2 separate regions of the Homo sapiens genome follow, and region 1 is linked to region 2. A link is a loop called in an ENCODE intact Hi-C map of the cell type or tissue named here. Cell type or tissue: heart right ventricle. All regions are shown on one strand. Each heading gives the region's core, and the rest is flanking DNA. Links, peaks and the distances in the headings are about the cores only.

Region 1 (16,297 bases), core at 1,186-9,185, 58 kb before region 2:
CCAGGTGTGGTGGTGCACACCTGTGGTTCCAGCTTCTCGGGAGGCTGAGGCAGAGGATCACTTGAACCCAGGAGTTCAAGGTTGCAGTGAGCTGTGATTGTGCCACTGCACTCCAGCAGCCTGGGCAACAAAGTGAACCCTTTCTAAAAAAAAAAAGAAGAAAGAAAGAAAAAGGGAGATAAAGAAGAATAGTTTCTGCCTCATGAGGCTCAGCGCCCAGTAAGTGAGTAAGTGAAGAGAAAACTGAGTAAGCACTCAATGCACTGAGATAAGTTAACAGTGGGAAACAAAAGTATTTAATTCAAATAGTGACAGCCACAGAAGGAGTCTGTACCTGACCACAGTTTGGGATTTGCAGGTGTTTGATCGAGAAGAACGGGCACTTCAGGTGGAATTGTGTATTCCAGCAATTATGGGTACCTTAATATGAGGGAGTGAGGTAAGAATGGAGAGGCAGGCAGCAGAGACTTATAACACATTTGTATGCCACACTAAGGAGTATGGCATACAAATTATCCTGAAGGTAATGAAAGGGAACCACTGAAAAGAATCAGAGAATATTACAGTAATTTGATTTACGGAAGACCAGTCTTGGTGCAGTGTAGAGAAAGGACTGGACATGTTGGCATTACAGACATCAGTATGTCCTTCTGAGTAAAACAGACCAGAACCTGAAAGAGCTTCTCCACCTGTTAGCTGTAAGTCCTTAACAAGTTTCTCAACCTCTCTGAGCCCCAATTTCCTTAAATGGAAAGTGGAGACAGTAATATTTACATGTCAGGGTTACTCTGAGAATTAAGAGATAATGGGCCCTGCCCCGCGTCTGCCTCAGAGGGGCCCGAGCCACCCGGGGCGTGCGCCGCGTCCCCGCCGGGGCCGACAGAGCCGAGCCGGGCCGCCATGGACCACAAGACTCTGCTGCAGGAGCGGCCGCCCGCCTACAACCTGGAGGCCGGCCAGGGCGACTACGCGTGAGGCCCGCACGGCTACGGCGCCATCCCCGCCGCGCCCCCGCAGCCGCCCTACTCCTACCTCGTCACACGGACACCCACCCACCATCCCAGGGTCTACAACATCCACAGCTGGACCGTCATCCGCTATCCTACCAACTCTATCGTGGTCGTGGGAGGCTGTCCCGTCTGCAGGGTCGGGGGGCTGCAGGACTGCTTCACCTTCCTGGGCATCTTCCTGGCCATCATCCTGTTCCCCTTTGGGTTCATTTGCTGTTTTGCCTTGAGGGAGCGAAGATGCCCCAACTGTGGAGCCACCTTCGCTTAAAGGGAACACCAGGCTCGGCCTTTCCTACACCCAGCTCTCTTTTTCTAATGTAAATGTTGTGTTCAATAGTTTTATTTGATTAAGCTTCAGGACTGTTTTGTAAAGCGAGGTGGGACCGATGTGGCACACGCCAGCTGCGGTTTCCCGGAGCGTGGAGAGGCAGCGCTGCTGCTCCTGCCCCAGGCTCATGACAACTCAATGAAGCACTGCTTTTATTTTTTGCAGTCTTCAATTTGAGAAAGGTGAGAAATAATCTTTTCAATAAATGAGATTCATACCAAAAAAAAAAAAAAAAAAGAGAGAGATAATGTATACAGCATGCTTACTATGGAGGCTGGCACATGGTAGCTGCTGCACAGTCACTAATGTGAGCTAGACTGTATGCTGCTCAAGGTTAGCTGATGGTCTTACTCCATTTTATACTGGTCCCAAGGCTTAGCACTAGAAATGATTCCCAGGATCCTCAATATAAGTTGGTTGAGTAAATGAAAATAAATATTAAATATATGTCAGTGATATTGCAAAATTAATATCAAGTCTCATTTTAGTTCAAACCAAGACTTGGTTGGAGTGATCCTTTTAGGATCAGAGGCTTTACTTAACTGGCAGAATTGTCTCTACCTAGCTCAAAGATAAGCAGCTAAAAATATAGTACAGAAATCTCAATTTTATAATTTCCTATTGAACAAAGAAATGGCACATTTTCTAACTATCTGATGTTGCGAAAAGTAATATTTTTATTCAAGGCCACAGTCAACATATTGCATGTTGGCAAAGCAAAATTTAAATGTCCTACTTGGGGCCAGGTATGGTGGCTCACGCCTGGAATTCCAGCACTTTGGGAGGCTGGGGCGGGGGTGGATCACCTGAGGTCAGGAGTTCAAGACCAGCCTGACCAACATGGCGAAACCACGTGTCTACTAAAAATACAAAATTAGCCAGGCGTGGTGGCAGGTGCCTGTATTCCCAGCTACTCAGGAGGCTAAGGCAAGAGAATTGTTTAAACCCGGAAGGTGGAGGTTGCAGTGAGCCGAGATTGTGCCATTGCACTCCAGCCTGGGTGACAAGAGCAAAACTCTGTCTCAAAAAGACAAACAAACAAATAAATGTCCTACTCAAGCCTTGTTTGAAATGAATGAATCTCACCTTTAAGAAGAAAGGCATAAAGGAGAGTTTAATTCCACGAGCAAATGCAATGGGTTTTAATTCTTCTCGGAGCTTAACCAGTTCAGTAAGGTCAATCTCATCACAATAACCAAAATGAGGTATCTTCAGGGCTGCAGACATAGTCTTGACCATTGCTTTTTGAAAGCCTGAAAAGCATTAAATTGTTATTCATTTATTTAAATTCTCAAATCTCTTCATCCTTTTTTTTTTTTTTAAAGAAACTAAAATGGAAGGTTCTCTAATGTCTTTTACTCTCTCAGTTAAACCCTTCCTCTTACTACTCTCTTCATTACATTACACTGAAAGTCACTAATTTCAAAGCTGGAACACTGACTGCATCATGACACTCAGTGGCAAATGCAATAACATAGCAGGTAACTGCTTTAAATGCTGTGTTATATAAAAAATTCAAAAGAATGCAAGCCATGTATTTCCCTAACAGCTTTCCTGCAAAGCCACTCTTCTGGAAGTTAATCATTCCAGGAGTTTATAAATAACAAATCAGAACTAGTTATTTTGAAAGCTAACTACAAATAGTGAATGTTTAAAATGTCCTGTGTGTCTTCAAACAGAGCAATTATCAATATACAAGTTTATATTTCAAGAAACCTGCTAACGTATTACTCTTCAGAAGATAATGATACACATAAATTGTAAGTGTTTCCTGGAAAAGCTATGCTATTTCACCATTTAAAAATTATGGCCAGGCGCAGTGGCTCACGCCTGTAATCCCTGCACTGTGGGAGGCTGAGGAGGGTGGATCACCTGAGGTCAGGAGTTCGAGACCAGCCTGGCCAACATGATGAAACCCTGTCTCTACTAAAAATACAAAAAATTAGCTGAGCATGGTGGCGTGCACCTGTAATCCCAGATACTCAGGAGGCTGAGGCAGGAGAATTGCTTGAACCTGGGAGGCGGAGGCTGCAGTGAGCCAAGATCGTGCCACTGCACTACAGTCTGGACAACAAGAACAAAACTCCATCTCAAAAAAAAAGAAAAGAAAAGAAAAATTATATGCTGACTGAAGTTGAACTTTCCCTTCAGTAAGACTTGAAAACACCATATTATATACATTTATCTACTGAGGTAGCTTCCCCCAAAATAAATGAACTATTGCCTTATAGTATTGTTATTATTATCATTACCTTTTATGGGTTCTGTTTTGTCTTTGCCTGTGAATACCGGAGGTTTTGATACTAGTATAGGAACAGTCATGTCTTTTGGCTTTGGTGGAGGTGGCATAATTTCAACTTTGGGTGAAGGAGGCAATATAGCTCCTGTCTGCTTTTCCAAATAGTTGAGGATATCTTCTTTAAGTATTCTGCCATCTTTTCCTGAGCCAACAACTTCACTCAGCTTAATCTAAAAAATGATATATTTTAATGCCAAAAATACAACTATTTAAAAACATCATTAAAGTTTCAAAATGGAATTTGATCAACTGACAGTAAAATATATCTGTCCAATAAATTAGTAAAAGGAAATAACCTTTTCATTTTCTACTTAAGTAATCATTACTTTTGTATATACTGTTCACATATGCATGTGGTAACCATCAGGTATCTATATTATATATAATCTAGAGCTATTTATGAAAACTTACTTTTTAAAAAAATTTTTTGTAGAGACAGGGTCTCACTCTGTTGCCCTGGCTGGTCTTGAACTCCTAGCCTCAAGCTATCCTCTCACCTCAGCCTCCCAAAAGTGCTGGAATTACAGGCGTGAGCCACTATGCCCAGCTGAAAACTTACATTTTTATACTCAAGTATTTTAAAATCTCTTGCATAATTCTTACTCGACCTTTTCTATTCTTGGGGACTACATAAGAAGAGGGAGAGCTGAGAATTTAAGAGAAACTAAATGCTATACCAAATTTAGACCAATGTTTCTGACACTGGCTACCAGTTAAAAACGTAACAACTTAAATAATCATAATACAAAAGCTCTCTCAAATTAGTTATTTTTCTGGTAGTTGCTTTGGAAAGATCAGTACAAAACATTTAATTCTATTTAAATAAAAATAAACATAAAAGCTTGGAATGATCTCCTCATATATAGTATGTATTAATTTCTTAGGGATAGGCCCCATTTCATTTGTATTAGTGCATCTCTAAGGATGACTAAAATAATAAAGGACTTTACTAAGGCAAACACTAAGTTTGTAACAAATGGACTATGAAAATTTAAACAAATAATTTTTAGGCAGTTACAAACAACTGTAAATGCCACTGGTTCTTAATTTTAAACAAACTCAATTCATAAATATGCAAATTCAAAGAAAAAAGATGATTTCTGATAACTAAATCCAATATTTAATTTTTAGTAATCATACAAGCACTCTACCCAAGTATTCTATACCCATCTTTAGGGAGTGTTTTAGGAAAGCCAAATCATACATTTCTTCTATATATTTCTTTCTATATTATTAAGAAAAAAATTATTAAAATGCTTTATAGATTTCAAAGCAAAATGTTAAATCATTATTTCATCTGATGCCCTTAATAACCTAATGTTCCACGTTACTATATCTATTTTCTGTTATGCTAAATGGTCTTCATACTTAAACACATTTAAGGGTTACATAACATTTTATCAAGGATACATAACATAATTTGAATGTGTATGCATCTTCTAATTTTTGGCTATATAAAATACAAGGAAGAATGATTCCTAGATTATTTTCTTGGGATAGTTCCCCAGTGGCAGGATAACTGGCTGAAAGAATATGAACATTTTAATGACTCTATTACATATTTCACAAAATATAAACTTTTATTTTTTTCCCACAGCAACCTTACTTTTCTCAAAAAGAGACAAACAAAAAGTCTCATTGTGGGGCACAGTGGAAAGTATTCAGGTTTCAGAACCAGACAGATTTGTGTTCAAATCCCTAGTTCAGCTTACTTGGTTTTAGATAAGTTAATCAACCTGCCTGCAGGGTCCTTGTGAGGATTACAGATGTGTCTATAGTGTCTGGCACATATGTGCTCAAATAATGGAGGCAATGATTGTTGAGGTTTATATAACATCTAACAGCACAGGTTTTGGAGTGATATAGACTCACTTTTGAATTCTGGCTCTTGCTATGTTAGCTGTGTGACTTTAGACTAGTTACTTAAACCCTCCAAGTCTTAAAATAGCTCCTTATCTTACAGGGTTAAATGAGAATACGTAAATACCTATCCCAGTGCCAGGGAGCCACCCTGCCTGGCATTCCACCTTCCATTCAGTCAATGACTGGCAGAGGAAATACAAAAGGCCGGCCTCCTTGCCTCAAAGCAGTAATTCTGTGGTTCTCCCTTGCACCCTCAGATCAGGCCAGAGTCTTTCTTTTTTTACTTAGGACCATGGCAAGCTTTGGGACAGGCCAGATGCTTGATACCATAACCATGTCTGGCCAATTTCCCTTCTCTTCTCTTTTTTATCTTGCTTCCTTCAGTCCCTTTACAGGTTTTCCCTCCTTCAAATTCCTATCTCATGCTGTGCCTCTAGAGCACCTGACATAAGACCTGGTATTTACAAGTGCTCAGTAAATGGTAGCTCTTACTGTTATTAGGCTCTAAGAAAGAATAATAAAATCATACTGCTCAATTGATAGTAAGTAATAAGTTTACAACTTCTCATTTCTCCCATGTATTTTTATGCAACTATTGCTTTTCAGTAGCAAATATCTTCATGTTTCCTTAATTTCATTGAGCTATTTCATCATGGGATAGTTGGCTAATTTTTCAGAGATACAAATGTACACTTCCTATACAATCTCAGACTTAAATATTAAGAGAACTTACATTGTTTTCCATTGCCAGACGGCGAACTGCAGGAGTTGCCAGTGTTTTTCGGCCCTTTATCTCTTGGTGTGTATGTTCATCATGAGACACTGCAGGAGTTTCAACAACATCTTCTTCTGAATCTGGTAACAAGGTAAAACTTAACTTCAGTTGAAAAAAAATTTTTTTTTTTTACTAAGATGTAAAGTAAGGCCACTAAGATGTGGCCTATAATATCTAAATAAATTAAAGTTTATAGTCTAAATGTATAAAAGTTGAACTACTTCAGAATAGGAAAACACAACTATCCTAATGGTATGGGTAGAGTGGGGGGGGGGGTGTGTGCCGGTACCTGGTACTTTTTAATTATTAGTACCTGGTGGATATGTCACTCCTGTTGAAATAATATAGCAGCTACAAGTTTAAACATGAGAGTTTTCCTCAAGAAATTTTAAAATGTGTTGTGGCTAGGTACAGTGGCTCACGCCTGCAATCCCAGCAATTTGGGAGGTCAAGGCAGAAGGATCACCTGAGCCCAGGCATTCAAGACTAGCTGAGGCAACATAGGGAGACCCCACCTGTACAAAAAATTTAAAAATTAGCTGAGTTTGGTGGCACACACCTGTGGTCCCAGCTACTTGGGAGACCGAGGTGGGAGGATTGCTTGAGCCCAGGAGGTCGAGGCTGCAGTGAGCTGTAATTGCATCACTGCACTCCAGCCTGGATGACAGTGAGACCCTGTCTCAAAAAAAAAAAATTTGTATTTTAAACATTTTTCTAATAAAATTCTCATTTATATTTATAAACAGCACGGAATAAGGATCAAATGTAAGATAAATTATATGAAAGAATGGGCTGGGCACAATGGCTCATGCCTGTAATCCTAACACTCTAGCAGGCCAAGGTGGGTGGATCACTTACTTGAGCCTAGGAGTTTAAGACCAGCCTGGGCAATAAAGTGAGACTCCCTATCTCTACAAGTGAATTTTAAAAATTAGCTAGGTACGATAGCACACATCTGTGGTCCAAGCTACACAGGAAGCTGAGGCGGGGAGAATCACTTAAACCCAGGAAGTCAAGCCTGCAGTGAGACATGTTGGCGCCACGGCACTCTAGGTTGGGTGAAAAAGTGAGACCCAGTCTCAAAAAAAACCGCACAAGAATCATATAAAATCTATGAAAATCTTAAACACTTTCCTGAGATGATATAGTACGTAAAAGTTTGCTCTGCTTTGAATAGTTTAAGAAATGCTGTGGTGGCTGGGCATGGTTGCTCACACCTGTAATCCCAACACTTTGGGAGGTAAAGGCGGGAGAATTGCTTGAGGCCAGGAGTTCGAGATCAGCCAGGGCAACATAGGGAGACCCTCTCTCTATAAAAAATTTTAAAATTAGCCAGGTGTGGTGGTGTGTGCCTGTAGTTCCAGCTACTCAGGAGGCTGAAGTGGGAGGATCACTTGGGCCCAAGAAGTCAAGGCTGCAATGAGTCATGGTTGCACAACTGCACTCCAGCCTGGGTGACAGAGCAAGGCTGCCTCAAAAAGAAAAAAGGAAAAGAAAAAAGAACTGCTGTGGCTAATGCTAATTTGGTTGTTTTATTCTCTAGTTCTGGATTCCTGTTATTAGAAAAACTATCTCAGGCTACTAGCATATATTTCTGCAAGCAAAAAAAAAAAATGTTTTTGAGAGCACTTAATTGTCAAATTCTGCTGTTAGGAAATCAGTGATGTATACATATAGCAGAATCTGTCTGAATTGGTAAATTAAAGACTGACAGAACTTCTGAAAATGAACAGACAACTGAATCTGCTTTGACAGTTTTGACATTCATTTCTAGGTAAATAAAAATCTTCTACTACTGCAACCGTGATAAGATAGTCTATTCATTCCTCTTTACTAGTCTATGAATTGGCCCAGTGGAGCTACAAAGAAATTCTCCTAAAGGTAAGGAAGGGAAGAGAAAAAAACCCAAAACTTGTATTGAGCATCTATTATGTGTCAAATACTGTCCTGCATATGCAGTATCTTACTTTTCATTACAACTGTTTAAGATAGGTATTATTATCCCCATTTTATAGACAGTTTAAAAAGTGAGGTTTGACTGAACAGATTGGCTCAAGGTGAGACACCTAATAAATCTAAGAGCTGAATTCAGTCCTAGGGCTGACTCAATCTGTGCTGTTTCCATTAGTTCATAGCCCTAGTAAATTTTCCTTCTGGTCAAAGTAGCTAGAATACAACTCCTATAGTTCAAGGCATAATTTTTGTTGAATTTTCAGAATCTCTGTATATTCTCTACATCTGTTAAAGTCATTGGAGAAATGAGTAAGAAAGATTAGCATGTGGAACCAAGATCCAAACGAAAATCAGGGGATTCAATGGTAGGAACCCCAATATGGTAGGAACTCCAATGCTAACTTGGATAATGCATATTTGCTGAAGAGAATGTATAAATATCCAAATATATAACATACAAAAATTATTACATTATTCCAAAAGACCAAGTAATTTATTGCTACCTACCTTTCTGGAAAACATTTTGTGATATATTACCTACATAGTACTACCCTTTTAGAGTAACTTGAGTGTAAATATGAATGACAAACTTACTTGTGAGAAGTCACTCATATATTATTTCTAATAGTCATGTAGTTGTTGGAAGAAAGCTGTCACTTAACCAAGTAATAAAATACCACCTTACTACACAGCAGAAGATTTTAAATAATCTTCAAAATGTTTATTTTTTGCTTTTCTTTTTTTAATACAGACAGTGTTTCACTACGTTGCCCAGGCTGGTCTTGAACTCCTAACTTCAAGTGATCTCCTGCCTTGGCCTCCTTCAGTGTTTTTACACATATTTTCTCCTCTGATTACAAAAATGTTATGAGTATGTAGGACAGATTTCTCAATGTTACCAATGTAGAAACGGACTCTAAGGGGGATGAAGTTGACCAAATTTGAATTTCACAAGTCTCCCCAGTTGATATGACTTTAGTGTTTCTAGCATCACAGTCTAATATGTGAGATTTTAGCCTTTGATGATTGATCTTCAGTTAGGGAATTAGAGTACAGTTTTAAAAGCTTTAACTAATTTTAAGAAAAAGCAAACAAACACTGGTAAGTAAACACTTTTTCTTATGAAGCCTGTCAATCTCGTGTTAAGGTAATTCCTCGTAGAAAGCAAATTTATAATAAAACCACATTATTTCAGGTTAACTAAATAAAAGAATAATATGAATTGATAAAACTGTGAAACTGCAATATTCTTAGGTATTTCTAAGAATAACATTAAGTAATCCCCTTAATTCACTCAGCTAGGAGAAATTCTTTTAAGAAAAATGCTTTGAAATACTAAAGTATTCAAGTGTGTTTGGAAGACCTTTCTTCATAGCACAAAAATAAACTTTAGTTCCTGTCCGAATGTTCATAAATTGAAAATTAAGGACATCCAAACTGAAAAGATTTCATTGCATTTTCTTTTTCACTTCAAATTATTAAAACAGCGAATTCAATCAATTTAATCTACAATAGGCTATACAAAATGAACAGTTATAGCTACCAAGAGCACCTACTATGCCTAGCATTGAACCATGCAATTTATGTTACTGAATGTAATTTAGTTAGATGGTACACTACATTATTGGAATGGTTTTATGTCAAAGAGCTTTTCTTTAAAACATTTTATACTAATCCTGGTAAACATTTCAATATTATAAAATCTATATATTTGTAAACTAAACTGTGTTGTTGTAGCAGAATTTTGTAAATAATGCATATGTAAAGTGTTAGAAAGTAAGTCCCATTACTCTAGATGCAAAATGAAGCTGATATCCATCCTCTCTGAACTAAATTATCAGTGTAACAAAGTGGTTAGGAGCATGGGCTTTCACATTAAACAGAGCTGAGGTCAAATCCTAACTCCACCACTTAGTAGCTATGTAATCATAGGCAGGTTATTTAACCTCTCAGAGTCTCAATGGTCCATGTGTCAAAAGCAGATATTACATTTGTTAAATGAGATGTATATATAGTATTAGCACAGAGAAACCAATCAACAATACAAGTTGATGTTAAGGGGTAAATGCAATATAATGGCAGAATAATATTAGTTTTATAAAGTATTCTGCTAAAGCTCATGTCCCTCTTTCTCCTCCTTTCACTGCCCCATGGTACCTCTCAGTTAGGTTCAGTAACTCTCCACTTATCTGGTGGTGGAGCATCCTGGCAACTTCATCTTAACATAGCTTCATGGCCCAGTGTACCTAAAATAGGTGCCACACAGCCTCAGCATTAAAACTGTCCACTTGACCCAGAGGAAAGGTATTTACACTCTCAATCAGCTCCTATTTGCCTTTGTTAGCAAATACTTCTTAATCAACTTGGTTATATGTCTTCTCAGAAAGTTAGGAAGGTGGGTGATGACCTGGCACAAGGACAATCTAAACGGGCTGAAAAACTAAAAATCAAACGCAGAATTGTATTGTTTCTAGTACAGTGGTGAATGTTCATAACATGTCTTTGCATAATCAAAAAAGCTTACTCAATATCCTCACTTTAAGAATTAACATGTATGAAATTTTTAAAACAAAATTAATGATTTCTCTCAAAAAAAAGTTTTTGAAAAGTTTTGGAACAAAGAGGCTTAGTTGTTTAGAAAAGTGAGGAATCATTTTACTGCATTAAATAAATAGAGGCTAGAGAAAGCATCTGTCACCACATCAGCTGTAAAGACAACTCGAGGTAACACAATTTAAACTGAGTTGGTTTTAGTTTTGTTTTGGTTTTGAGACAGGGTTTCCTCTGTCTGAGTAGCCAGGACTACAGGGGTGTACTACCACCCGTCTAACTTTTTTGTTTGTTTTGTGTGTGCGTGTTTTTAAGAAACTGGGTCTTGCTCTGTCACCTGGGCTGGAATGCAGTGGCACAAGCATAACTCAATGCAGCCTCAAACTCCTGGGCTCAAGCGATCCTCCCACCTCAGCCTCCTGCATAGCTGGGACTACAGGTGTGCTCCACCACACTTGGCTAATTTTTAAAATTTTTTGTAGAGATGAGGTCTCACTGTGTTGCCCAGGCTAGTCTCAAACTCCTGGCTTCAAATGATCCTCCTACTTGGGCCTCCCAAAGTGCTGGGACTATAGGCATGAGTGACTGCACATGGTCTAAACCACATTTACAGTAGACAAGGCACTGAAACATGGAATAGCTTTGATATAATGGTGATAATGTTAAGTAAAAAAAAAAATTAAGTAACTGGATTTCAACTTGTCATTTTTTTTAATAGTATATGCCTTTTTATATGTCACAGATACAAGTTGGCATACCTGAGTCCAATAAACTGTTTTGAAGTAGAGGTCTGTTACAGTCAAAGGACTCATAGATAGGACTTGGAGGTCACAAATACAGTTTCCCTCACCAAAATTATCATGACCCTCTAGCTTTGAAAAGCAGACTACTACTATGTTACAAAAGACAGTACTATAGAATATAATTAGCATTACAAGATAGGACTTAATTTCCAATACTACTATTAAGATGTCTAGTCTTGATCTCTTCTACCCTTCATGGCTCTATGCTATAATAATTTTCCACCTGTAAAATGTTAATAATATAATTTATACTTCTAGAAGACTTTGTGTTCGTCTTTTATATAATTGGTTTTACTAGCATTAAGACAGGAAAAACATAAATTCAGTATTACTACAAATTCTTGCTTAAGAAAAGATACATAAAATATTTAGAAATCTTTCTTATTTCCACAATTAAAATGAAGCATATATAAATTTCTCTCATTAAGCTGAATTTAATTTCTATAGGCCTGCTTATTTGATACATGGGCTTATGCTTCATAGTTTATTCTTACAATAAAAATATAAAAAACAAGTCCAAATATAAAAGCAAAAAGGTACAGATGTGAAATAAAACTAGCATGCAAGATAATTGTTTAAAGCATATTATGAATGGCAAATGAAACAGAATGGCTAGCAAATTATCAGTTCTCTATGAAGAATACTGTCAGATAATTTTTACTGTAAATATAACCTATCCAATGCCATTAATTTTGTTCTAAGCTTTACTGAGATAGAGCTGACACACAATAAACTGCACATACATAAAATATAAAATCTGAGGCTGGGCATGGTAGCTCACGCCTGTAATCCCAGCACTTTGGGAGGCCGAGGTGGGCAGATCATAAGGTCAGGAGATCAAGACCATCCTGGCCAACATGGTGAAACCCCGTCTCTACTAAAAATATGAAAATTAGCTGGGTGTGGTGGTGCACGCCTGCCTGTAATCCCAGCTACTCAGGAGGCTGAGGCAGGAGATTCGCTTAAACCAGGGAGTTGGAGGTCGCAGTGAGCCGACATCATGCCACTGCACTCCAGCCTGGCGACAGAGTGAGACTCCGTCTCCCCCCAAAAAAAAAAAAAAAAAAAAATATATATATACACACACACACACACACACACACACACACACACACACACACATATAATCTGATAGGCTTTGAAATATGTATATACTCATAAACCATCACCATAATCAAGATAATGAACATGTCTATCACTTCCAGAAGTTTCCTCGTATTCCTTGGTAATGCCTCCTTTCCAACCCTTCCTACCCTCCATACTCTGTCACCAGGCAACCACTCGTTGGTTTTCTGTTATTAGAGATTAGTTTGGATTTTCTAAAATTGTATGTAATGAAATCATATAGCATGTTTTCTTTTGAGTGGTGGGATCTGGCTTCTTTCACTCAGCATAATTTCTTTAAGATTTATCATGTTATAGAGAATATTAATTTTTGTGAAAAAAAATTCTCCAGAAAAAACACAGGCCCCCCACAAAATGTACTGTGATTTTATAATTTGCTATACCCAGACTTATTAAGTTGGATCTTACTTGAGATGTCAAAACAAACTCTAAAAACAAAACCAGCACCAGGTGTGGTGGCTCACACCTATAATCCCAGCACTTTGGGAGGCGGAGGCAGGCAGATCACTTGAGGCCAGAAGTTCAAGACCAGCCTGGCCAACATGGTGAAACCTCACCTCTACTAAAAATACAAAAATTAGCCAGGTGTGGTGGCACATGCCTGGAATCCCAGCTTCTAGGGTGACTGAGGCAAGAGAATTGCTTGAACCCAGGAGGCGGAGGTTGCAGTGAGCTAGGATTGTGCCACTGCACTCCAGCCTGGGAGACAGAGCAAGACTCCATCTCACAAAAAAAAAAAAAAAAAAAAAATCAGAAGGCCAATTAGCTGGGCATGATGGAGTCCTAACTACTTGGGAAGCTAAGGCAGAAGGACTGCTTGTGCCCAGGAATTCAAGGCTATAATGAGCTATGATCGTGCCACTCTAGCTTGTACAACAGAGCAAGACCCCATGTCAAAAAACAAAACAAAACAAAACAAATAACAAACTCCAATTGTTTACTTGTTCATATAAATAACTTGCTTTTTTAGATAACTTAAATTGGTATCTAATCTGGTTTCCAGCTTGGACATTCTAATTTAATGACATCCATAGTACTGTTCAGAATCCTTACTTGTCAGTTTATGCCAAGAATGAAACACTCTTTCCTTTCTAAATCTGAATCCAAAAAAAACTGTGTTTATTTCATTTAATTCTAAAGGTGAATTTTTGTTTTGTTTTTCTTTAAATTTTTCTAAATTATGCCTTTTTTTTTTTTTTTTTTTTGAGACAGGGTCCTGTTGTTACCCAGGCTAGAGTGCAGTGGCATTAACACAGCTCACTGCAGCCTCTACCTCCTGGGCTCAAGTGATCCTCTCACCTCAGCCTCCTAAGTAGCTGGGACCACAGGTGCACGCCACCACACCTGGCTATTTTTTTTTATTTTTTGTAGAGATGGGGTCTCGTTATGTTGCCCAGGCTAGTCTCAAGCTCCCAGGCTCAAGTGATTCTCCCACCTTAGCCTCCCAAAATGTTAGGATTACTGGCGTGAGCCACTGTGCCTAGCCAATAATGTCTTTCAAAAGAAATTTAGAATCAAAGTAATAGGAAGCACCCCTAACGCCCAGATTATAGCCTCTTATTCATTCTACACTAATACTTAAAGGAACAAGAGCCCCTGAAGAAATGAATGATTCCAGGTATGGGGTGGGAAAAGTATGAGGTGAATCCCAGAACATCTTTTGTGCCAAAAGCAAGGAAGCTTTTAAAAGTTAACAGGACAATGTTAATAGAACACATAGGAGCCAGGTTGAAGGGGTCACCACTACAATGATTTGAGCATTGAGAAGAATAATGATTGTAATTAATTAAACACATGAAATCAGTTGAAATACTGTCATGCATTGCTTAATGATGGGAGTATGTTCTGAGAAATGCATTGCTAGGTGATTTCACAATTATCCAAACTTGAGTGTGCACTTACACAAATCTAGATGGTATAGCCTACTACGCACCTAGGCTATATGAAATAGCCTATTGCTCCTAGGTCACAAACCTGTGGAGCATGTTATTGTCCTGAATATTGTAGGTGACTGTAACACAATGGTAAATATTTGTGTATTTAAACATATATAAACATAAAAGAAGTATAGTAAAGATGTGTTATAATCTTATGGGACCACTGTTGTATATGCAGTCTGTTGTTGACCATAACGTCGTTATGCGACATATGACCATACACTCACACATACACTGAGAATGCTGGAAAAATTACTATCAGCATTTGAAGTGACTACTAAAGGAACTCCTTACTTCGAGAACTGGCAAAGGGAAAGAATTAAGCATTTATTTTCTTTCCAGTAAGAACTGTATTTCATACAGGTAGCATACAGATAGCCCCAATACAGATAGCCCCAACTGATGAGAGGAGAAAGGTCCACTTTACAGAAGAATGCCAGCTAATAATGTTAAAGGAATGACAAAATCCAAAAATCATCATTCCACAACCACTAAAGCAATTATTGATTTAGGAAGGATCTCAAATTATATTAGAACCTACTTATTTAGTGTCAAAGCTAACACTACATACATAATTTTCTGGTTACAAAAGGGGAAAACACAACTCCACAATAGAGGGGTAAGGGTATCATTATCCTAGTTCAGTGTTTAAACTTAGCATCACTATGGCAGTCATCAGATGTTAAGTGTATCCTGATGTGAGGCAACATGAAGTACAAACATGATCTATGATGTATTCCACCCAAAATATTTAACTTGAATTCAGCCTTTATTTTTTAATTTTTAATTTTAATTTTAATTTTTTGTTTGTTTTTTCTTTTGTTTGTTTTTAAGATAGAGTCTCACTCTGTCTCCCAGGCTGGAGTGCAGGGGCGCAATCTTGGCTCACCACAACCTCTGCCTCTGGGGTTCAAGCAATTCTGTCTCAGCCTCCCGAGTAGGTGAGATTACAGGCATGTGCCACCACACCCGGCTAATTTTTGTATTTTTAGTAAACATGGGGTTTCACCATGTTGGCCAGCCAGGCTGGTCTCAAACTCCTGACCTCAAGTGATTCACCCACCCTGGCCTCCCAAAGTGCTGGAATTACAGGTGTGAGCCACTGAGCCCAGCCTGAATTCAGCCTTTAAAACTTACTTCCAGCTTACAGGAAATATAACGACTAGAGGAACAAGTTAAATAACACCACAATGCAACAAGACAAATCCAAAAAGTTTGACATTCTGCAAAACAAAGGCAATCTCTTCAAATGAGTGTCATGAAACAAAAGTAGAGGAGGATAAACTAGACTAAAAGAGACTTAAGAGATATAACAACTAGGTGCAATGTATGGTCCTATATTGGATCCTAGTTAAAAAAAAATCAATTGAAATATCAAGGACATTTTGGGGATAATTCAGGAAATCTAAATATGGTCTGTCGATCATATAAAATGGAAATAGGCCAGGCATGGTGGCTCATGCCTGTAATTCCACCACTTCAGGAGGATGCGGCCAGCAGATCACTTGAGGTCAGGAGTTCAAGACCAGCCTGGCCAATGTGGTGAAATCCCATCTCTATAAAAAAATACAAATATTAGCCAGGCACAGTGGTGCACACCTGTAGTCCCAGCTACTCAGGAGGCTGAGATGGGAGAGTCGCTTGAACCTAGGAA
Region 2 (15,911 bases), core at 5,485-13,484:
CTGGGAGTCAAGAGCTTGCACTCACTCTCAAGCAAAATGGCATAACTTTGGCTTTTCAGAATATTAAACTAGTGATTCTGCCTTTCCCGCCTCTCAAATAAATGGTGTGTCACCCTAGAAAGAAAGATAACACACTCCGCATACACAAACACGCACACCGCAAGGAACCAAAGGCCAAGAGTATCAATGTACCAGGGCGCACACACTTCGAGAGACAGGTTCGGTGCATCGCAGGATCCCAATCTTTCTTGCATCTTCAGCTCTAAAAGTCGGCACCTCGGGGTATGCCAGGATCCTCGAGAAAACAGATATAAACACATATTTACCCACAAAACAGAGATAAAGCACAAGCCTGCGGGATAACTGGAGGAGTTATCTTACAGTTGAGACTTTCTGCAACCTGCAGATTTTGCCGTGCCCAGGGCACAAGTTTTTCAGGGCTCCTGGGCACCCCCGCGACCGTCATCTCACTTCCCCGGCAGCTTCCTCGCCCCGACCGCAGTGTTCCCAGCGCGGCTCCTTTAAGCCGAGCTACGCGCATGCGCACTGACTGCGGAACTGGGCGAACCCGGGGGTTCGTTTCTGCTGACTCCAGTGTCCCGAGAGGCGCCGCTTCTTCCGCTTTCTCGTCAGGCTCCTGCGCCCCAGGCATGAACCAAGGTTTCTGAACTACTGGGCGGGAGCCAACGTCTCTTCTTTCTCCCGCTCTGGCGGAGGCTTTGTCGCTGCGGGCTGGGCCCCAGGGTGTCCCCCATGGCGGGGCCGCGGGTGGAGGTCGATGGCAGCATCATGGAAGGGGTGAGTACAGAGCGAAGCGGCCGGGGCTGCAGCCTAACTAAGGAGGGGAGCTCTCACCACCGGTGTGCTTACTTCTCTTCTCCCTGTACCCCAACCTTTGCAGGGCGGCCAGATCCTGAGAGTCTCTACGGCCTTGAGCTGTCTCCTAGGCCTCCCCTTGCGGGTGCAGAAGATCCGAGCCGGCCGGAGCACGCCAGGCCTGAGGTAAATCTGGCTGGAGGGGGAGTTGGGCCGTGAAGCTGGGGGATCGGGGGGTCGGGCTGCCGGGCTGGGGCATCGGGAGTCCGAGTGGTGGAACCCAGAAGGTCCCAGACGCAGGTATGGGCGATCCAGGGCGGGGCACTCTGCCTGGGCGGTGGCCTGGGTTGTAAAGTCTTGAAAGCCTGGAGGGGTGAGTTTAGAAATGGTCTCGAGTTTTCTCTGTTTGACTAAATAGTGTCATTTGCTGAAGAGCTAGCTTTTAAAATGTTTTCTCACCTCACCGGGCATTCCAAATATCCGAACAGCACGTATGAGCTGGCAAGATAGATAGGGCAGAAATGCTTGTGACGCCAGAGGAAACCCTGTTTTATAACCAGTGCATTCTGGTTCTGCTGTCAGTTTTAGAATCATAAAACAGGAAAGAATCCTGAGATGTGTTATCCCAGCCTTCATTCATACCTCCAGAGAGCTGTTATGACCAGAATTATCTGTTGTGGAGAGGGAAACACCTTGACATTTGACCTTATTTCTTCTGTCTGGGTAGCTGGGCATGCCACTAGTTGAGCTTCAGGTACATGCACCTGCTAGAAGAGGACCCAGGTTTGAAGCCACACTGATTGCTTTGTATGTATTCTGTATTTATTACATTTTAATAAATCAGCGGTCTCAGTCTTTTGTCTACAGTTTTGAAATTACCAAAAGGCAATTACTGATATGTTAATGTTAATTGCCTTTGTCATAGTTTGCAGCCCTCCAGTTCACCAACAGGGGAATCCAATTCATTAGGCTGTAGGTGTTGTATTAGTTTGCTAGGGCTGCCATAACAAAATGCCACACACAGAGTGGAGCTTAAACAACAGAAATTTATTTCCTCACAGTTCTGGAGGCTGGAAGTCCAAGATCAAGGTCCTGACAAGGTTGGTTTCCTCTGAGAGCCATGAGAAAAGGATCTGCTCCAGGCCTGTCTTTTTGCCTCTTCACATGGTGGTTCCTCTGTGTACCTTGCCCCTAGCGTCTCTGTATGTTCTAGTTTTTTTTTTTTTTATAAGGACACCAGTAAGATTGTATGGTGGCCTTATTTTAACTTAATTATCTCTTTAAAGGCTCTATCTCCAAATATAGTCACATTCTGAGATACGGAGGGTTACAGTCTCAGCATATTAATTTAGGGGGAACATAGTTCAGCCCATACAGGCACCATAGATTGTTCAGTCAAGTGCAAGCGAGACTGGTGGCACTGAAATAACTATTAGTTTTCTTCTTTAGCACACTTCTAATTTGCAGCAATATATCAGGGTATGTATTTATAGTCAGAAATAACTGGTCTGCAAGGAAGTGTTAAAATGATACATACTAGCAGGTAGTCTAGGTGCATAAAAACCCAAAAGGAAGCTGACACTGAAGATGTGGCACTTACTGTGGTTAGACCTTGCTGTTTTCTTGCCATTGCAGTTTTATAAATTTGTCATAAAATGTGGGGATGTAGGCAGTCTGAATGCACACGTTTTGATGCAGTATTATGACCTGAAGGCCTCAACATTTATCTGGACTGGAAATGATTCGAGATTTGTGTGATGGGCAACTGGAGGGGGCAGAAATTGGCTCAACAGAAATAACCTTTACACCAGAGAAGATCAAAGGTGGAATCCACACAGCAGATACCAAGACAGCAGGGTATGTATCACTTAACATTCCATTTAAGTAACCTGGGTTTAAGTCCAGGTTTTGCCACTTTCTGGGCAAGTTGCTTAATGTCTATGAGCTTGTTTCCCTACTTTTATGTTTTTTTTTTTTGAGACAAGGTATCCCTCTTGCCCAGGCGGGGGTGCAGTGGTGCAATCACTGCTCACTGTAAGCTGTAACTCCTGGGCCCAACAGGTCCTCCCACCTCAGCCTCCTGCGTGGCTGGGACCATAGGCACACAGCACCATGCCCCGCTAATTTTTGTATTTTTTAAAGAGACAAGGTTTCGCCATGTTTTTCAGCTGGTCTCGAATTCCTAAGCTCAAGCAATCCACCCACGTTGGCCTCCCAAAGTTTTGGGATTATAAGTGTGAGCCACCACACCTGTCCAATAAATATTCATTGAATTAATGAAATTCATTATTACTGATAGAGACTTCCCAGTTCAATACTTAAGCATCATTGTGTAAGTGAGTTAAATAAAGATCTGTCTTTTGATAGCTAAGAGGCTATGTCGAATTCCCTTTCAAACTACTTATGAATATGATTGCTTTCACTTAACTTTGGAGAAGGGAGATAATGGCTCATTTAGAAAACAACCAGGCCAGGTGCGGTGGCTCACGCCTGTAGTCCCAGCACTTTGGGAGGCCGAGGTGGGTGGATCGCTTGAGCTCACAAATTTGAGACCAGCCTGGGCAACATGGCAAAACCCCGTCATATATATATATTTATATATTTATATATATAAATAAAAATTAGCTGGGCATGGTGGTACATGCCGGTAGTCCCATCTACTTGAGAAGCTGAGGCTTGAGCCTTGGAGGTGGAAGGTGCAGTGAACTGAGATTGTGCCGCTGCACTCCAGCCTGGGTGATGGAAGGAGCCCCTGTCTCAAAAAAAGAAAAGATAATGACCAAGTGTTTCACTTTATGAAATTCATCATGTTACATAACTATTTCTTGTGATTTCTCACATTATTTGACTATAAGGACCAAACAGGCAAGTAAAGCAAGGATTACTTCACTAAAACTTCCCATGTGAAATATTTAGCTATCAGTCTTTTTTTTTTTTTTTTTTGGTCTCCCAGGCTGGAGTGCAGTGGCATGATCATGGCTCACTGTAGCCTTGACCTCTTGGGCTCAGGCGATTCTCCTAAAGTGCTGAGACTACAGGCGTGCACCACAATGCCTGGTTAATTTTTAAATTTTTTGTAAAGATGGAGTCTCACTATGTTGCCCAGATTGGTTTTGAACTCCTGGGCTCGAGTGATCATCCCACCTCTGTCTCCCAAAGTGCTGGGATACAGGCATGAGCCACCACGCCCGGCCAAGCTGTGAGTGTTTGTTATTATTAAAATTAATAATTATTAAAATATTTTATTATACTTTAAGTTCTGGATACATGTGCAGAATGTGCAGGTTTGTCACATATGTACACATGTGCCATAGTGGTTTGCTGCACCCATCAACTGGTCATCTAGGTTTTAAGCCCTGCATGCATTAGGTATTTGTCCTAGTGCTCTCCCTCCCCTTGCCACCTGCCCCCCGACAAGCCCTGGTGTGTGATGTTCCCCTCCCTGTGCCCATGTGTTCTCATTGTTCAACTGCCACTTATGAGTGAGAACATGCAGCGTTTGCTTTTCTGTTCCTATGTTAGTTTACTGAGAATGATGGTTTCCAGCTTCATCCATGTCCCTGCAAAGGACATGAACTCATTCTCTTTTATGGCTGCGTAAAATATTATTCTATCATATCATGAACTCCACAATGACAGGAACTATATCTTTATACCTGGAACAGTACCTTGTTATATAGTAACTAATCATATCCAGACCTTGTCTATTTTGAAAGCATTTTCATAAACTGCTAGTTTCAAGAATTCTTTTGTAAAACTTTTGAAGAAGGTTTTATTTTTAATTTTTTTTCTTTTTTACTTTTTTGTAATATAAAGAAAAGTATCAGAACTTAGCCAAGGTCACACAGCTAATGTGTTTAGTTGAAGATTCAGACCCAGGTTTGGTTATCATTTAAAGCTATTTTTCTATGGTGAAATACTGTTTTTCTTTAAAATTCAGGATTTTACTATTCAGACACTAAAATGTTTTTTAACTAGAAACTCAATGGCATATACCTGCCTTCACAGTTGTCTGTGCTTTAGTTGGTAGTGATGAACAAGAATATAGCTTATTTAAGAGTTTGAAAAGAAAATGCAGAAAAGAAAATGAAAATAAGCCCCTTCTGCCTTCTCCTTAGGAGTGTGTGCCTCTTGATGCAGGTCTCAATGCCGTGTGTTCTCTTTGCTGCTTCTCCATCAGAACTTCATTTGAAAGGTGGAACTAATGCTGAAATGGCACCACAGATCGATTATACAGTGATGGTAAGGGCTTTTGTTGTTGACAAACTAAGATGATCTCATACATGCTTCTGAGTCTCCATTCTCTAAATATATCCTGAGTGTTTTTTTGTGACTTTCTTGTTTATCTCTTCATGGTGTCTTTTCTTTCTTTCTTTCTTTTTTTTTTTGAGACAGTGCTGTTGCCAAGGCTGGAGTACAGTTGCATATCACAGCTCACTGCATACTCAACCTCCTGAGCTCAAGCAATCCTCCTGTCTTGGCCTCCTGAGTAGCTGGGACTACAGGCACACACCCAGCCAATTTTTTTAAATTTTTTGTAGAGTCGATGCCTCACTATGTTGCCTAGGCTGGTCTTGAACTCCTGAGCTCTAAGGATCCTCCCACCTCAGCCTCCCAAATGTGTCTATTGCAGTAGGGGGTGGGGAATTATGTTTACTTTAAGTTTGTTGTTATATCTTGGAATAGTGTTTATAGTGAATTAAAAAAAAAAACTCAAGTGTAGGGCCCGGTGTGGTGGCTCACACCTGTAATCCTAGCACTCTGGGAGGCTGAGGTAGGCAGATCACTTGAGCTTAGAAGTTCAAGACCAGCCTGGGCAACATGGTGAAATCCCATCTCTACAAAAAAATAATATAAATAAAAAACAAAAAACACTACACACAGAAAAATTAGCCAGGCATGGTGGTGCACACCTGTCCAAGCTACTCAGGAGGCTGAGGTGGGAGGATCACTTGAGCCTGGGAGGTTGAGTTTGCAGTGAGCTATGTTGGCACTCCATCCTGGGTGATAAAGCAAGATGCTGTCTTTAAAAAAACAAAAAACACCTCGAGTGTGATATAAATTATATCAGTTGTGATGTGTTATTTTATAAATACAAGGATTATGATTTGGAGGGAAACTCAAACTTTTTTTTTCTATTAAGCCCCTTCCATTCTAGGATCAAACATTTAAAAAATGATTTAAAAAATACTGGCATGCTCATATAACTAGTGGGAGAGAAAAGTGGTATAATCTTTTTTCTTCTAGATTTATTAAAGTGTAATTTTTTCAATTGAATCCACCCTTTTTAACATGCAGTTCTGTGATTTTTGACAGTGACATGATTCACAGTTATGAACCATCTACCACAATCAAGACATAGAATAGTTCCGTTACTCTAAAAAATTCCCTTATACGTTTTTGTAATCAGTCCTGAGCCTCAGCCCCTGGCAACTGCTGATCTGTTTTCTGTCATAGTTTTGCCTTTTGTTCAGAATGTCATATAAGGGATAATACTGTACGTAGGCTTTGAGTCTGGGTTTTTTGCTCTCCATAATACATTTGAGATTCATCCATGTTGCTTGTATCTGCAATGAAAACTTGAGTTGTGTTCTCGTATATGGATGTACCAGTTTGCATATCCATTCATCTATTGAAGGGCATTTGGGTGTTTCCAGATTTTGGCAATTATAAATTAAGTTACTGTTAACATTCATATACAAGTTTTTGTGTGATTGTACATTTTCATTTCTCTTGGGAAAATACTTGCTGGGTTGTTATAATAAGCAAATGTCTAACTTTATAATACATAGCCAGGTTATTTTAGCTTCCAAAGTGGCTACATTTTGCATTATTACCAGTACTATATGAGAGTTCCAGCTGAAGTGGGCACAGTGGTGTGTGCCTATAGTCCCAGCTATTTAATACTTGGTAGGGTGAGGTGGGAGGATCTCTTGAGCTTAAGCTGGAGTCTAGCCTGGGTAACATAGCGAGACCCCATCTCTAAAATAAAAATAAATATCAAATAGAGGGTTCCAGCTGTTCTGTATCCATCCTAGCACTTGATATTTTCAGGTTTTTATTTGTTAAGCTTTTTCTGCCTTTAAAAAAAAACACAAAACAAGGTTAATAACCTGTATACCTCCTGGATACATAGGAGACAACCCAGAGAAATAAGTAAATCTCTAGAGTAGATCTCAAAGAGTTGCCTTAGACATCAGGCTTAAACACCATCTTTCTCTGAAATATTGCCATTCTAATAGATGGTATAATCTTTTCAAAGTCAGTTCGATGGGATGTATAATAAAAATTAATCTCTCCTCACCTAATAATTTGACTTCAAGGAAACTCCTCTAATTCAATATTGCAAAGTTCAGCTAAAGATAAATGTTAAAGGTATTTGAACAGAGCATTATATACTGTAATTATCATTATATAAGATATATCATTATCTAATAATGAAAACTTGGAGAACCGTTAAGTCAATTAGGCTAGGATGCCATGGAGTCATTCAGATTTTGTTTAGGAATAATTTTATGATGTCAGGAAAATGCTTATGTTTATAATGTTAAAGCATTGTCTGTGGAATGAGATTTCAACTGTACAAAAAATTGAGATGACAGAATGGAATGCTCTTCACCAATACCCCCTCATTTCTTAAATGTACTATATTGAGATGCGTGAGGAAGTATTGGCCTTCGGAGTAGAATAACCACTGATATCAAATATCCTAAGTTCCAATTTTTTTCGTTAGATAGACTTGCACAGCTCTGATTAAATAAATGTCAAACTTTTAAATTTAGCTACATATCAGTTTTTTTATTTGAAAAAAATGGAACCAGCCTACATATTCTTATAACACTGTTTACCTATAGCACCCAGTTACTAGCCAGCAAAGCGCTTTTGTTTAATAAATACACTTGTTAAATTAGTGAATATTGCTGATTAACCTAATGATAAAAACTGATTTTTTCAGGTCTTCAAGCCAATTGTTGAAAAATTTGGTTTCATATTTAATTGTGACATTAAAACAAGGTAAGTTGCTTGTTTCTTAAATGTTAGGATCTATTACTTACGCTAGAAGTAGTGGAAAAGTTAGACCCTTAGAGAACTGTCTTTCTGGTACCCACTTAATACATTGCATCTCTTGTAAGAAGTAATTGTACTTTGTGGCTTAAAAATAATGAATAGCAGGAGCATGGGGACTCGAGAGCAGCTACACATCATGGTTATTTATTTCTAGGGAAAATATTTTCAAGGGAATTTTCACAGTGAGGTACCCTCATATCTAGTGATATTTCATGCCCCAGCACAGCTTAAGTGCTCACTGTGTGTAGACAACTGGACTAGACACTAAGGGGTCATAAAAGGAATTCTCTTCCACAATGTGATCAGAATTGTTTTCCTAAGAAACACATTGGGCATTCAGGTTATTTCTCTTTAAGGCTTCCCTTCTGCCACACAATCACTAGGCCATATTTCTTGGTGTGGCATTTAAGTGCTTTGAAGTCTTGCCCTAACTTTTCTAACTTCTTCGTCCCTCTCCTCCTTTCAACGTGTTATGTATTCTAACAATATGTTTGCTTGTTATTCCTTAAATATGCTTTGTGCCTTTGGACTTTTGTGTCTTTGTTCATGTTATTCTTCCCCTGCTCTCCCAAAAGTTAGAAATCCTATGTTTTTTTCAACGTGAAACTTATAATTCTTTATGAACTGTGATTGTGCCTCAATCAGAATTCATATTTGCACCTATGTTGTAGCCTTTCTTATAGCCTGACCTGTATTCTAGTAGACAGTGTGTGGAGCCATCTCCCTACCAGATGGTGAGCTCTTTGAGGGGAGGAGTACTGTCTTCTCACCGTCTGCTGTAAAATAAATGACACCAATTAATTGAATTAAAACTTTTTAAGTGTTTTGCTACTTAAATATTCATCATATATTTATTTGAGGACCTACCATGTGCCAGACATTGTTTTAGGCACAGGAAAATAGCAGGAACAATATAGGTAAGTCTAGCCCTCAAGGCGCTTATATTCTACAATAGCCCTGTCAAATAGAACTTTCTGCATTGGGGTATATGTTCCATATCTATGCTGTCCAATATGGTAGTCACTAGCCAAATGTGACTATTGAGCACTTAAAATGTGGCTAGTGCAGCTGGGGAGCTGATTTTTAAATTTTATTTAATTTTAATAGTTTCACATATCTCAAGGCTACCACATTGTATAGTACAGACAAAATTTTGTTTTTTAATGTATAAAATTTTACAAAATACAGACCTAAAATATTTAGACCTTTCCATGGATTACATGTTTGGATATCATTGACATGTCATTTTATTGTAATATAGAGCTTTGTTTTTGTCATGCAATCAGTTTATGTGGGCATTTGTTATACTTTTCATAGGGGATATTACCCAAAAGGGGGTGGTGAAGTGATTGTTCGAATGTCACCAGTTAAACAATTGAACCCTATAAATTTAACTGAGCGTGGCTGTGTGACTAAGATATATGGAAGAGCTTTCGTTGCTGGTGTTTTGCCATTTAAAGTAAGTTGTTTAGATGTTCTTAGAAATAAAATATATGTGTGTCTTGATAAATATTATGTCAACTAAATTTTGAAATTATTGAGAGAACTTAACATTTTTTTAAGGAAAGAAATAATGTCCTTTGTGGCAATATGGCTGCAGCTGGAGGCCATTATCCTAAGCAAATTAATGTGGGAACAGAAAACCAAATACCACATGTTCTCATAAGTGGAAGCTACGCATTGAATACACATGGACATAAAGATGGGAACACTGGGGACTGCTAATGGGAGGAGGGTGGAAGGGGGCTGAGGGTTGAAACACTATCAGGTACTGTGTTCACTACCTAGGTGATGGGATCATTCATATACCAGATCTCAGCGACATGTAATTTACCCATGTAACAAACCTGCACATGTACCTCCTGAACCTAAAATAAAAGATGAAATATATGTATTAATGGATACATTAATTAACAAAAATAAAATTAATTTGCATAAGCATATTTAAAAATTCAGTGCTCTCTTGAAAATCAAGTTATTAAATAATGCATGTAAAAGCTACCAATTATTTTATGTGTCTTTGAAGTCTTGAAAACAATTTTCCAAATAATCAGTAATTGTTTTATTCTATTTTTCTGTCTTGCTAAAATAGGTAGCAAAAGATATGGCAGCGGCAGCAGTTAGATGCATCAGAAAGGAGATCCGGGATTTGTATGTTAACATCCAGCCTGTTCAAGAACCTAAAGACCAAGCATTTGGCAATGGAAATGGAATAATGTGAGACAATACTTTTTCCTACACATTAGTTGAGAACCCTAAAATAGTTATCTAATTAAATTAAAGATTTTTAGGGTTTCTTGCTTAAGTTTATAGTTTTAAGAAGTATTTATTTATTTATTTATTTATTGAGGTGGAGTCTCGCTCTGTTGTCCAGGCTGGAGTGCCGTGGTGTGATCTTGGCTCACTGCAAGCTCCGCCTCCTGGGTTCATGCCATTCTTCTGCCTGAGCCTCCTGAGTAGCTGGGACTACAGGCGCCCACCACCACGCCCAGCTAATTTTTTGTATTTTTAGTAGAGACAGGGTTTCACCGTGTTAGCCAGGGTGGTCTTGATCTCCTGACCTCATGATCCACCTGCCTTGGCCTCCCAAAGTGCTGGGATTACAGGCATGAGCCACTGTGCCCAGCCTCAGTTTATATTTTTAAGGACATTCCTACCTAAAACACCAGTATGATAAATTAAGACAATTATTCTGAATTTTTTCTGAGGATGGCTTGCCTTTTGTTACCTTGTAAGATCCCTTTCCCTTATATAGTGAACTTAAACGTTTAATCAGAAGTTAGGCTTTAAAGCTAGTCCTATGAGAATATTTCCAGTTGCATAAAATACGTCAAATGTGAAATCAGTTCACAAATAAATATAGCAAAGAGCTTTTTAAAACCAGACTAGAGGCCAGGCGCGGTGGCTTACACCTGTAATCCCAGCACTTTGGGAGGCTGAGGCGGGCAGATCACAAGGTCAAGAGATCAAGATCATCCTGGCCAACATGGTGAAACCCTGTCTCTACTAAAAATACAAAAATTAGCTGGGCGTGGTGGTGCACACCTGTAGTCCCAGCTACTTGGGAGGCTGAGGCAGGAGAATCACTTGAACCTGGGAGGCGGATGTTGCAGTGAGCTGAGATCACACCACTGCACTCCAGCCTGGCGACAAAGCGAGACTCCATCTCAAAAAAAACCAGACTAGAACTATTATGTTAATTCAGTTAGGAGTTATAGATTTAAGTATTAGTACAAATTCTTTAACTGATGTTTTTGAAGTATAAAAGTACCATTTTTGGATATTTAAGTTCCAAATCCTCTCATTCAGAATTTCCATTAAAAGGTTTAAAGTAAACGCTTGCTCTACTTATGATAACACTATCTAAAAACCGTAGAACAATACCAAAGTCTCTGCATAACGACCTTTTTATTTAAGATAATTCTGAAACACTTTATAGTACTGTGTGCCTGTGAAATGGTACCACTTAGTGCTAATGACATGTTAACTTGTTGGGGGGCATGGTAGACATTTCTTAACCTGTGAATTAGAATCTGGTGTGACTTCTCCTGGTCAAGTGGTAAAGGATACTACTGGTCTGATTAAGATAGACAATGTTAATCATACCACTCTATATGAAGAATTTTTACTTTTGCAATTTGTTGCCCAGATTTAGTTCTGCCTATTTAATAGTCATTGTTCTCTTTTGTTGTATTTGCATAAATTTGGAACATTTATAGCAAAGGTAGTAATAACTTTTTTTCTTGCATAGAATTATTGCTGAGACCTCCACTGGCTGTTTGTTTGCTGGATCATCGCTTGGTAAACGAGGTAAGATAAATGAAGGGGGTCCATAGTTCCCAATGCTACTGCAGAATTCTTTAATCCATCAGGATTGGAATGTTATAGAATGATGGATGAAAGTTTAAAAGGATGTAGTTAATTGATTCTCTTTTAGAGTCAATTACACTTTCAGACTTTCAGTCTTTCTCCCACCTTTATACTTTGGAAAATTTCAAACCTATGGAAAAGTTGAATGACTAGTTCAACTAGTCATCCATACAACCTTCTCTTAGATTCACTAGTTATGAACATTTAGTTTGTTGTGTATATTTCTGAGCCATTTCAATATAAGTTGCAGGTGCCATGTCTCACCCCTGAATACTGCAGCATATATGTCCAAAGAGCAATAACTACATAATTATAATACCATTTTTACACCTGAAGAATTTGTTTTATTCTGACACACCAGATAGCTTCATACATAATGAATTGTTTCCAAAATATTATTTAGAGCGATGTGGAATTTTTTTTTTTGGGGGGGGGCACATAGCATTTGTTTCTCAAGTCTCTTTAGTCCCTCTTTTAATACACAATCCTCCCATTACCTTTTTTGTTGTTGTTCATTTCATGATACTGACATTTTTAAGAGTCCAGGCCATTTTCTCACAGAGTTTCCCACAATTTAAATTTGTCTGATTGTCTCATGATATATTCAGATTAAACATTTTTATTAAGAATACTACATAGGTGATTTTGTGTACATTCCACTGTATCACGGCAGGGGGCACATGATGTTAGTTTCTCCTTTATTGGTGAGGTTGAGTGTGATCACTTGGTTAAGGAGGTGTGTCCTGCAGATCTGTCTGCCATGAAAGTTCCTTTTACCTTTGTAATTAACTAGTGATCCAAGAAAATATTTTGAGGCCATCTGGTTATCCTGCACCCATAACAGCTTTCATCCAGTGGTTTTAACATCTATTGATGATTCTTCTCTGCATCAGTTATTACATTGGTGATTTCAGAATTTTGAATGTTTTTGTGAAAGGGAAATTTGTTTAAGGTTTGGTATATTAGAGAGAGAAGATACATACATGCATGTGTTTGTTAATATTTAAAGTTACTTTTACCAATCAGGCAACTTTTAGGTGAACTTCTAGTTGTTTGCGTGGTCATTGATTGCTTTATTCCTACTTTGTAGCATCTTTAAAAATGCTTACCAAGCTGGGCACAGTGGTACACAACTGTAATCCTAGCACTTTGGGAGGCTGAGGTGGGAGGATTACTGAGACCAGAAGTTCAAGACTATCCTGGGCAATGTAGTGAGACTTTGTCTTTGCAAAATAAATAAACAAATAAAAATGTTTACCCTAGCTATGCTGTTAAGCCACACTATTACTACTGAATACAAAAAAAATTAGGAATTCTTCAGTTTGCTCAGTTGGTAAATCTAGAACTAGTTGGGCATCAAATCTGATCAAGAGAATAAATAAAATCACCATTTCCAGTTGAACTCACATAAATGAATTCTGTCTAAAACTGTGCTATTCAAAATGTGGTTGGCAGACAGGCAAACTTGTCAGCATCAACTGGGAGTTCGTTAGAAATACAGATTTTGGGACCTACCTCAGACGTATTGAATTAGAATCTGTGGGAGTGGGGCCCAGGAATCCATTTTAACAAACTTTCCAGGTACTTTTAATGTATACTGAAGTTTGAGAAATAGTGATCTAAAATATGTATTTGGCATATACTAATTACATATTAGGTGCAGTGAGGAATCAGTGTGGATATTGAGCCACTGCATGCACTATCTACAACAGTCTTTAGAAGCAAAGAGAATACAAATATAAAACGGAGACTAGGAGCAGACATATTACAAGTAATAAGTACTTAGCAGGCATTGGGAGAAGTGTGAGTTTGTTTGTATTACTGGTTACCAAATGTGCCAGGTACTGTGTACTAGGGATTCAAAAGTGACAGCTATGATTCCTGCCTCCTGGGTTATTCTGGCAGAGGAAACAGACCAGTTCTATGATAGTGGTATCCCCAGGGTACCATAGGAATACAGGGGAAGCAAAGGGAATCCTTCTGGGGACTGATTGACACCAAATCTGCCTTCTGCCATTTAATGGTCCTCCAGTGGGTTCTGTGGGTAAATAGAAGTTAGCTGGATAGAAAAGTGAGAGCTAAGGAGGAAGGACAAAGAAATTTGACATACAAAAGTATTCTGGGTGAGGTGGCATGCAGCTTTAGTCCAAGCTACTCGGGAGGCTGAAGCAGGATGATTGCTTGAGCCAGGAGTTTGACAACAGCCTGGCCAACATGGCAAGATTCCATCTCTTAAAATTTTTTTTTTTTTAAGTAGCCCCATATGGTGGCTCACACCTATAGTCCCAGCTGCTCAGGAGGCTGAAGCGGGAGGATTGCTTGATCCTAAGATGTTCAAGGCTGCAATGAGCTATGATTGCACCACTGCATTCCAGTCTGGGTGACACAGTGAGACCCTGTCACCAAAAAAATAGTGTTCTGTGTTTGAGCAAGCAACTGCAAGTGGATAATAGATCTGGGTAAGGGAATGGAGAGAGATGACAACAGAAATATCGACAGGCCAGATTCTGAAAGGCTATAGGTTATATCTAGGAATTTACATTTCATCCTGAAATATAGAGCATTTAATGAGGGATGTGATATGAGAGTTTTTGAAAGATAATTCAGAGAAGTAGAAGAAAGCCATATTAGAGGCAGGAAGATAAGAGTTCATTACAATTCAGGTCAGAATGGTAAGGGCCTGTGCCAAGGAATGCTGGGCTAGAGAGGTGAATACTGATAAAAGGGTATTTGCAAAGGTGAATGGACAATATTTGCTGGCCAGTTGGGTATGGGAAGTGAGGAAGGCAGTGTAAAGTATGACCTTCTAGATGTCTGGCTTAGGTAACTGGATATATTTACCTCTTGTGAATATACGGGGTAGAGTTAGTTTGCCAGGGTAGATGATAATTTTAGATATGCTGCGTTGAGATTGATTGTAAAGGGATCATTACTTTATCAGTAATACATGGAATTTTTTTACCAGGCCTGAAAAAAATTTTCTAATGTTCTGTCAGCATTTTTTTCTCACTTTGTCACATGAAGCAACTTGTACTTTAAAGTAGTTTTTGGATAAAACACTTGTAGAGTACACAGTACTTATTTTTAGACTTAGGGTGTTAGGAGAGAATAGAGGAGAGAGCAACATGCCTGCTGAGATTGACTGACTCCTCCTGGTATCCTTCCTTGGTTCCTATCATGCACATCAGTCAAATGAGATGTTAGCAAATGCAAAAGTAACTTGTGGTCTTCTCAATCCAGCTTGTCTATATATTAAGGATCTCAGAGAGAATGTCATGACCTCTATTATCCAGATCCCCTTTCATTTCTGATTTAAATTAACTAGAAAATTACTGGATTTAGGGGCTGGGTGTGGTGGCGTATGCCTGTAATCCCAGCACTTTGGGAGGCCAAGGTGAGCAGATCACTTGAACCCAAGTGTTCAAGACCAATCTGGGCAACATGGCGAAACCCTGTCTCTACAAAAAATACAAAAATTACTTGAGCATGGTGGCATGTGCTTGTAGTCCCAGCTACTCTAAATGCTGAGGCAGGAGGCGGGAGGATCACTTGAGCCCAGGAGGTGTAGGTTGCAGTGAGCTGAGATCACACCACTGCACTCCAGCCTAGGTGATAGAGCAAGACCCTGTCTCAAAAAAATAAAACAAAACTACCAGACCTTGAATCCTAATTTCTTAGGGTTATCACCAGAAGGAACATTGGCTGCTTGTCAATACCACCATAGGTGGTAGAGGCAGGAAGTTGTAACTAGAGATGTCTTTATCATTGTCTCAGTTACTATAACCATTTTGATCTTAGTTTCCTTATATGTTGAGCAAGAAGATTAGCCTGGAGAATCTCCAAAATCCTTCTAACTATAACATTCTTCAATTTTATTTTAAAACGGTGAGATTTTGTTTTGTCTGAGAAAATCTCGCTGTTTTAGACTGAGGCAGTGTGTTATGATAGAGAGCACTAAACAGAGAGTGAGAAGACCTAAATTTTAGTCCCATGTCCTGTCATTATCATGCATAGTGACTCTGGGCTTTCCTTATCTGAAAAATGATATTGGACCGTGATTGTGATCTATGTTTAAGGATCCCTTCCAACTTTAAGTGATTGCATTATAGACAGAATGTGTTTTGTCTTTCCATTGTTGCGTATCTGTGTGATCTTTC

Evidence for each region. Hi-C counts contacts between places; a loop is a spot of excess contacts. Peaks named below come from ENCODE experiments on the same cell type or tissue, not always from the same donor. Only the 100,000 strongest peaks of a DNase experiment are listed, where the experiment ranks them.
Region 1: it touches region 2 in a loop (5-fold over the local background); 3 of 110 quality-filtered maps call a loop at or near these places.

Annotation. Positions count from the first base shown.
Region 1 is chr1:100,212,393-100,228,689 of GRCh38, forward strand. It overlaps DBT (dihydrolipoamide branched chain transacylase E2), which reads right to left. Exons shown (of 11, transcript NM_001918.5): 5 at 6,234-6,355; 6 at 3,591-3,807; 7 at 2,425-2,591. It also overlaps the pseudogene BRI3P1. Among named protein-coding and RNA genes, the nearest start is that of DBT, 29 kb to the right of the region's middle. In heart right ventricle, for the core only: no CTCF peak of the experiment used is centred there; a DNase peak (open chromatin) is centred at 5,645; H3K27ac peaks cover 2,005 bases.
Region 2 is chr1:100,265,623-100,281,533 of GRCh38, forward strand. It overlaps RTCA (RNA 3'-terminal phosphate cyclase), which reads left to right and starts at 594. Exons shown (of 11, transcript NM_003729.4): 1 at 594-798; 2 at 902-1,002; 3 at 2,530-2,673; 4 at 4,935-5,058; 5 at 7,772-7,830; 6 at 9,202-9,343; 7 at 9,977-10,101; 8 at 11,636-11,694. The coding sequence starts at 754. It overlaps RTCA-AS1 (RTCA antisense RNA 1), which reads right to left and starts at 552. Exons shown (of 3, transcript NR_110435.1): 1 at 382-552; 2 at 207-295. It overlaps MIR553 (microRNA 553), which reads left to right and starts at 15,619; the gene lies at 15,619-15,686. RefSeq lists enhancers at 285-834, 403-762. In heart right ventricle, for the core only: no CTCF peak of the experiment used is centred there; no DNase peak of the experiment used is centred there; H3K27ac peaks cover 154 bases.